2 separate regions of the Homo sapiens genome follow, and region 2 is linked to region 1. Evidence: chromatin contacts called from ENCODE Hi-C or POLR2A ChIA-PET data. All regions are on one chromosome and are shown on one strand. The core of a region is the stretch at or near the end of the contact, and the rest is flanking DNA. Distances in the headings are between cores, read along the strand shown.

Region 1 (3,663 bases), core at 451-2,950:
TTATTTTGAAGTCAAGACTGTGTTTGGGATTTACAGTGACGTAAGAATTGTCTCTGACCTAGAAGTGGGCAAAAAAAAACAAAAAAACAAAAAAACTGATGACATTTTCCTCTGAGGAACAGGCTGATATCTTTGTAAGTAAAAATGAAAGGGTTGAGAGATAGAGCAAATGAGCTGTTTTGGTCACTATAATCAGGTGTCTTGCTTATTCAATGTACTGATTGCATTAGGACTGCTTTCAGGGCTCCTCTCATCATCACGGTTCCCTCTCCAAATGCTCTAGATGTGGTTTGTCTTAATAGTTGAATGGTTGAATAGTTGAATGGTTGAAAATAACAGAGCCCTCCTTAAAGCAGGTTAAACAGAAAAGAGAATTTACTGTAAGGTTACATAGGTGGCTATAAGAGTAGGCATTCAATTTTTTGTCTTTTTTTTTTTTTTTTTTTTTTAGATGGAGTCTCACTCTGATGTCCAGGCTGGAGTGCAGTGGTGCAATCTCGGCTCACTGCAACATCCGCCTCCTGGGTTCAAGCGATTCTCCTACCTTAGCCTCTCGAGTAGCTGGGATTACAGGCACCTGCCACAATGCCCAGCTAATTTTTGTAATTTTAGTAGAGACGGGGTTTTACCATGTTGGCCAAGCTGGTCTCGAGCTCCTGACCTCAGGTGATCCACCCACCTCAGCCTCCCAAAGTGTTGGGATTATAGGCGTGAGCCACCACGCCTGGACTAATATGAGTTAGAAGTAAATGAACTAATTCAGGGATAGACACTTAATGTGAACTCAAGCCAGGAAGTAAGGAGCTTTCCCCTGACAACAGTGATTGAGATAGGAAAGGGGACAGGTTTAGGTTAGCACAATTAGTACGAAGTCAGGCCTTTGCTCAGTGACTGTGGGAGAAGAAACTCTTTGTCTGGTCAGTATACATAGCTGTGAGGTCTGGAGCTGTAGCAACCACTTGGTATCTTGAACAAAGCTAGATTTGAGATGATGCTGACACAGGAGAGAAGGCAATTGATGAAAGAAATGCAGAGCCAGAGCCCTGATCCAGCCACTCCTGAACCCATCACTACATTAAACTTCCCAAGTATAGCAGTGGTTCCCACTGGGGGCAATTTAGCTCCTGAAGGGATATTTGGCAATATCTGGAGACATTTTTGGTTGCTACAACTGGATGGGTGCTCCTGGCACCCAATGGATAGAGACCAAGGATGCTGCTAAATCCCCTATAGTATATAAGAGAGCACTCTTTCCTTTGCAACATAGAATTATCTGGCCCAAAATGTCTGTATTGCTGAGGTTGAGAGACTCTGACCTAGAGATTTGATTAGATCTAAGTTCTTTTTTGGGCAAGGATGCTTTGTAGGCACTGTGTACTTGCTTTTACGTCACAACAGGCTTGTTCTCTTGGCTTTTCTGGATTTCTGTACCTGCCATTGCTCCCCTCTCTCAGTGCCTGGTGAGCCCCTCCCTAGCCTCTCTCACAAGCCCAGTGGGCTGCCTTCTCCTTGTAAACTCTCCACACCCTGGCTCTTCTCACTATGGCATTTGCTGGGCATTTTGGGGCTCGTTGGTGTGTGTTTGGCCCCCACTGGGCTGGAGATCCTGGGAAGGCAGGGACTCAGTCTATCTTCTCTCGTGCATTCAGGACACTGGGACTGGTAGATCCTGATATGTAAATAAATCAATGACAAACGAATGACTCATAACTCGGATATTTGAGTTGGTCAGAGGCAATGTCTCTTTCTCTGTGGGCAGGAACTGAATCAACACAGTGGAATTTTCTTTTTCTTTCTTTCTTTTTTTTTTTTTTAGACAGAGTTTCGCTCTTGGAGTGCGATGGTGCGATCTCAGCTCACGGCAACCTCTGCCTTCCGGGTTCAAGAGATTCTCCTGCCTCAGCCTCCCAAGTAGCTGGCATTACAGGCATCCACCACCATGCCCAGCTAATTTTTGTATTTTTAGAAGAGATGGGGTTTCACCATGTTGGCCAGGCTGGTCTCAAATTCCTGACCTCAGGTGATCCACCCACCTCGGCCTCCCAGAGTGCTGGGATTGCAGGTGTGAACCACCGTGCCCGGCCAACACAGTGGTATTTTCACAAGTCCATTCACCTTTCAGCAGTAAAATGATGTAGCAAGATCATCCATCATATATACAATGGAATATTATTCAGCCTTAAGGAAATCCTGTCATAGGCTACAAGGATGTAGGTTCAAGCGATTCTCCTACCTCAGCCTCCTGAGTAGCTGGGATTACAGGCGCCTGCCACAATGCCCAGCTAATTTTTGTAATTTTAGTAGAGATGGATGAATGTGGAGGACACTATGCTAAGTGGAACCAGCTAGTTGCAGCAAGACAAATGCTGCATAAGTCCTCTTATATGAGGTATCCAAAACAGTCAGACTCTTAGAAACAGAAAGTAGAGGTAGAGTGGTGGTTGCCTGAGGCTGAAGGGAGGAGGAAAAGAAGAGATGTTGTTCAGTGGGTATAAAATTTCAGTTTTGCGAGATAAAAAAGTTCTAGAGATCTGCCGCGCAGCAATGTACATAATTAACATTAATGTACTGCATACTTAAAAGTGGTTAAATGGGCTAGGTGTGGTGGCTCATGCCTGTAATCCCAGCACTTTCAGAGGTCGAGACAGGCAGATTGCTTGAGGTCAGGAGTTCGAGACCAGCCTGGCCAACATGGAGAAACCCCGTCTCTACTACAAAATACAAAAATTAGCTGGGCGTGGTGCGCGCCTGTAATCCTAGCTACTCAGGAGGCTGGGGTAGGAGAACCACTTGAACCCGGGAGGCAGAGGTTGCTGTGAGCTGAAATTGCACCACTGCACTCTAGCCTGGGCGACAGAGTGAGACTCCATCTCAAAAAAAAAAAAAAAAAATTTAAGATGGTAAATCTTTTTTTTTTTTTTTTTTGATACGGAGTTTCACTCTGTCACCCAGGCTGGAGTGCAGTGGTGCAATCTCGGCTCACTGCAACCTCTGCCTCCCGGGTTCGAGCAATTCTCTGCCTCAGCTTCCTGAGTAGCTGGGATTACAGGCGCCCACCATCATGCCTGGCTAATGTTTTGTATTTTTAGTAGAGACGGGGTTTCACTATCTTGGCCAGGCTGATCTTCAACTCCTGAACTCGTGATCCACCCTCCTCAGCCTCCCAAAGTGCTGGGATTACAGGTGTGTGTATGTGTTTTTGAGACAAGGTCTCACTCTGTCAGCCAGGCTGGAGTGCAGTGGTATCATCATGGCTCCCTGCAACCTCCGCCTCCTGGGCTCAAGCAATCCTCTCAGCTCAGCCTCCTGGGTAACTGGGACTACGGGCACATCACCACACCTACCTAATTTTTGCATTTTTTGTAGAGATGGGGTTTCATCATGTTGGCCATGCTGGTGGTCTCAAACACCTGAGCTCAAGTGATCCACACGCCTCAGTCTCCCAAAGTGTGTGAGCCACCATGCCCACCTGGCCTAAGATGGTAAATCTTATGTCCTGTGTTTTTTAAAACCATAATTAATAAAAGGTATTTGGTGAGAATTAAAAAAAAATTACCCCCTGGGAAAGGTGGCTCACACCTGAAATCCCAGCTCTTAGGGAGGCAGAGGCAGGAGGATAGCCTGAGCCCAGTAGTTCACTACCTGCCTGGGCAATATAGCAAG
Region 2 (3,663 bases), core at 648-3,147, 2.3 Mb after region 1:
GAAAAGATACTGACCACATTAACAATTTCAAGCTATTGGAGGATGAGGACATAGTATATAAATTAGAAATTACTCTACAACTAAGGGTATCTTACCCATATCTAGACCATGGCAATTAGGAATTTATTCAATGTATTACACATTGAAACATTATAATGGTGACTACAAGTTGCATTTAACATATGAATATATCCCAGAATCAGCCTTATAAGAAGGAGCAGGTAATATTTGTGTGGAGATATTTGAGGGAGCCCATGAACGGGAAAGGATTGTCCTGAACAAATAAGAAGGGCTAGAGGGGAGTGAAAGTGCGAAGAAACCACTATAAAAGGAGGTAACCGTCATAGTCTGAAAAGTAAGCTACTTTATTTTAAAATCCTTCTGGGAAACTACCATGCTATTATGTGTCAAAAAGCCGTAAGTAATCATAGCCTGCAGATTTATCTCAATATTTCTCCAAAAAGGAAATAATGTATGGTATGAAGATATTCATTGTAGTATTTTATGATAATGAAAAATCCTAAACATTCTGAGTACCCAAGGATAAGGATACAGATTAGCAAATTATGGTATATCCACTTAGAAGATTGTACATTCACTGAAAATGATCATTATAAAAATTAGGTGGCAAGTTGGAGAAAATGCCCATCAAAAAATACTAACCTAAAAAAAAGCAAGTTATGAAATTATATGAATGTTAACATTAAATGTATATTAAATATGTTTCTGTGGAACAAATAAGAAATCCTTATAATTGAAAATATTTGTATGACAGTCTCTATTTTAGCGACTTTGTATGGCAGTACCATAGTATTTAGAAAATTATTTTCTAATTTACAAGCAGTGAGCCCTGCTGGTTCCTCATCTTCAGCCTTCAGTCTTCACCTAGCATACGTCTTTTGCTCAGAAATGTAACTTCCAGTAACAAGCTGAAATTCCTGCTTCCCAGGAAAACCCACTGAAACCCAAACTCTCAGGGCAACATCTCCTCCTCCACTACAAGCCGTCTGCCTCTATGTCCATCCTACCTGAGGACAACTTGGACCGTTCAGAAACCAAAATGGATGGATTCCTGGAAGCTCCAACCCAACTAAGAAAGAAGCCAGACACCCCCAGCAGCAGATGGTTTAGTCTTACAGTTTTTATTTATTTTCTCTACACACCAGGAGAGGTTAGCTGATCAACTGGTGAGGAAGAGGGGGTGGGGGCTGGCCTTCTCTGCTTAAGAAAATGTCTGTTTGGCAGTGTGGCATTCACACGGGCGAAATGTCACATCTTTTATGCCACCGGTCCAGGGGAAGCCCTGCCAGGGGAGTTTTTATCAGTGTAATTAACACAAAGGCCCCCTTCTGTCTTAAAAACACAAGCCTTGGGGACACCGTAAGATGAACTGGCCATTGTTTCTGCACAGCACAAAAACTCCTTCCCCACTCCCACCCCTCCATCCCATTTATGGGGTTTCATTAAGGCCCACGGGTGTCCCTAACTTATTTATTTAGGAAACACTGTTATTGTCTTAATGTAAACAGAACTCAAGATCAGTTGACAGTTGGAATGGTCCAGCAAAAAGGTTTTCAAAGGCGCCTCCTTGGAAAGGGGTCTCTCCATTCAGCCCCCAGTTCCTGTATCATACTGCCAGCACTGTTCACAAAATAAACAAATGTTTGTTTTACAACATGGCAAAGGGGGCTCCCATTCAACGCTGGCCAGATATGAAAACAAACTTTCACATATAAGGGCTTTTGATACACATGACTTACTTGGATGACAAGGGGCTCGGCTGGGGAGTGCTTAAAGCTTATTAATATTGCACAAAAGACTTTTGTTTATCATTTCGCCGGACTGCCTGGGAATCACAAGACTCAAGCCGCCACCCGGCTGGTGTCCTCGCATTTCAGCAGCCGTAACGTGTGGAGATTGCGAAAGCACTGCTGGTTTGAAGCCAAAAACAACCTCTCCACAGACCCAGGTGAAAGAACTCCAAACTGCCGGCCTCTGAGAACCAGACTTGGAATTTATTAAGAGTAAAGGGCCAAGAGCTCCCCCTACGGGTAGAAAAAAAAATGGATGCCTTGAACCTGCCTGTTTGCAAGGGGGTAACTTCCAGAAAACGTGGAACCCACAGCCTGACATTTCTTCTAGGGACATTTCTTCTTCTATTCAAAAAGCCTGGGTCTCTGGAGAACAACTTTTCCTTTTTCTAGTTGACCAGCTCTATTCCCAGAACGTCTAACGAGACATTAGCACTCTAAAACACTCATGATCAAAAATCAGTCCTTTAAAAAATAATAATAATAATCAGTTATTTAGGCACTGGTTTGTTAAACTGGGAAGGGAATAGAGTAAATCAGATACGATCTCTGCCCTCTAGACTTACTCTGTCCAATACAGGAGTCACCAGCCACGAGTGGCTATTGGCCACTTAAAATGTGGCTAGTCCAAATTGGGATATTCTGTAAAAAAAAAAAAAAAAAAAAAAAAAAAAATGTATAAAATATCTCATTGATTTTTCACATTGACCACATGTTGAAATGATAGTATTTGGGATAAATTGGGGTAAATTAAATATATTAAAGTCAATTTCACCTTTTTTAATGTGGCTGCTAGAAAATTTTAAATTATGCATCATACACATTAGATCATATTTCTACTGGACAGTGCTGTCTAGACAGTTATATAATTATTAAGGCTTGTAAAAAATAGTGAAATCTTTAGCCCATGATATTAGTGATTTGTGCCAGCTGAGTTGATTTTTTTCTTAAGTACATTTATTCAATTCATTTACCAGAATCTCCTGAAAAAAGGGGAAAGTTAAAAAAAAAAAAATACACACACACTATGGCAGGCTTCCCTGCAAATTTTAGTTTGTTTTATTTAAATCTCAGCAAAATGGAAGTAAAGACTAGGGTTTGGGTTAAGGTCACATATGTTGAAAAAAAAAAAAAAGGTTTCAAAAGGAAATATGTATTTTATCTTTACAAACCCCTTCCTTCTGGCTATACTCTTTGTGTATTTAACTACAAGTAATTCCAAGAGGAAAAAATTCCTTCTACCAGAACCATCTTGCAAATTTGTTTTCAGGTCATTAGACAGAAGACATTTACTTTTTCCCTCCTCTCACAACTTCACCTACCTACTCAATCCCGGTTTTTAAGCAAATTTGGGATATGTAAGATAAATAGGATTATGTGAGTAATATGTGGCCCTAAATATAGTCAGACCACCAACTTACCATAGCATTTAGACAACCCACTGAAAACTCACTAATGGTGGCAACGTTGCCATCCTAATTTCTGAATTCAGTTTAAATTGCACCAGCAGCTGCCTTTGATAAACATACTCAGATCTGGCCCACGACCACCAAACCCACCCACCCATAAGAGGAAGACCAGCAGAGAATTTTCCTCTTCCCTGGGTCTGCTGTCTCAGATCTGTCCTGCTTATTTTGGTCCCAGGAATGTGCCAAGATACCACTGAAAGATTAACTACCTCTTTGAAGGGACAGCAATTCAAGGATTATAGGAATCTTTCTGAAATTTCTCCCTGAAATTTAGCCTTAAAATTATGTCAAAAGTGGGTATAACTCTACAAGGCCCAAAGGCAAATGTCAAGAGGGTGCTCCTATAATATAAAGACACAGTGAGCCAACAAGTGCCTGGTGCC

Evidence for each region. A loop is a pair of places that touch in the nucleus more often than their neighbours do. ChIA-PET counts read pairs that join two places held with the same protein, here RNA polymerase II (POLR2A). Pooled maps may share reads with other maps.
Region 2: a loop to region 1 is called in a map of PC-9, with 9 times the contacts of the local background. The contact joins two enhancer-like sites. A Hi-C loop is called at or near these places in 1 of 168 maps with a recorded cell type or tissue (PC-9) and 4 of 50 pooled maps. POLR2A ChIA-PET finds 5 or more read pairs at or near these places in 1 of 52 experiments (BJ).

The regions. Positions count from the first base shown.
Region 1 is chr2:65,575,436-65,579,098 of GRCh38, forward strand. No RefSeq gene overlaps it. Among named protein-coding and RNA genes, the nearest start is that of LINC03050, 25 kb to the right of the region's middle. RefSeq lists enhancers at 995-2,194, 1,414-1,913, 3,630-3,663. Within about 2 kb of position 1,701, at least 8 of the 41 ENCODE cell types and tissues checked have a DNase peak (open chromatin) inside an H3K27ac peak, as active enhancers do.
Region 2 is chr2:67,844,599-67,848,261 of GRCh38, forward strand. No RefSeq gene overlaps it. Among named protein-coding and RNA genes, the nearest start is that of LINC01812, 21 kb to the left of the region's middle. Within about 2 kb of position 1,898, at least 13 of the 41 ENCODE cell types and tissues checked have a DNase peak (open chromatin) inside an H3K27ac peak, as active enhancers do.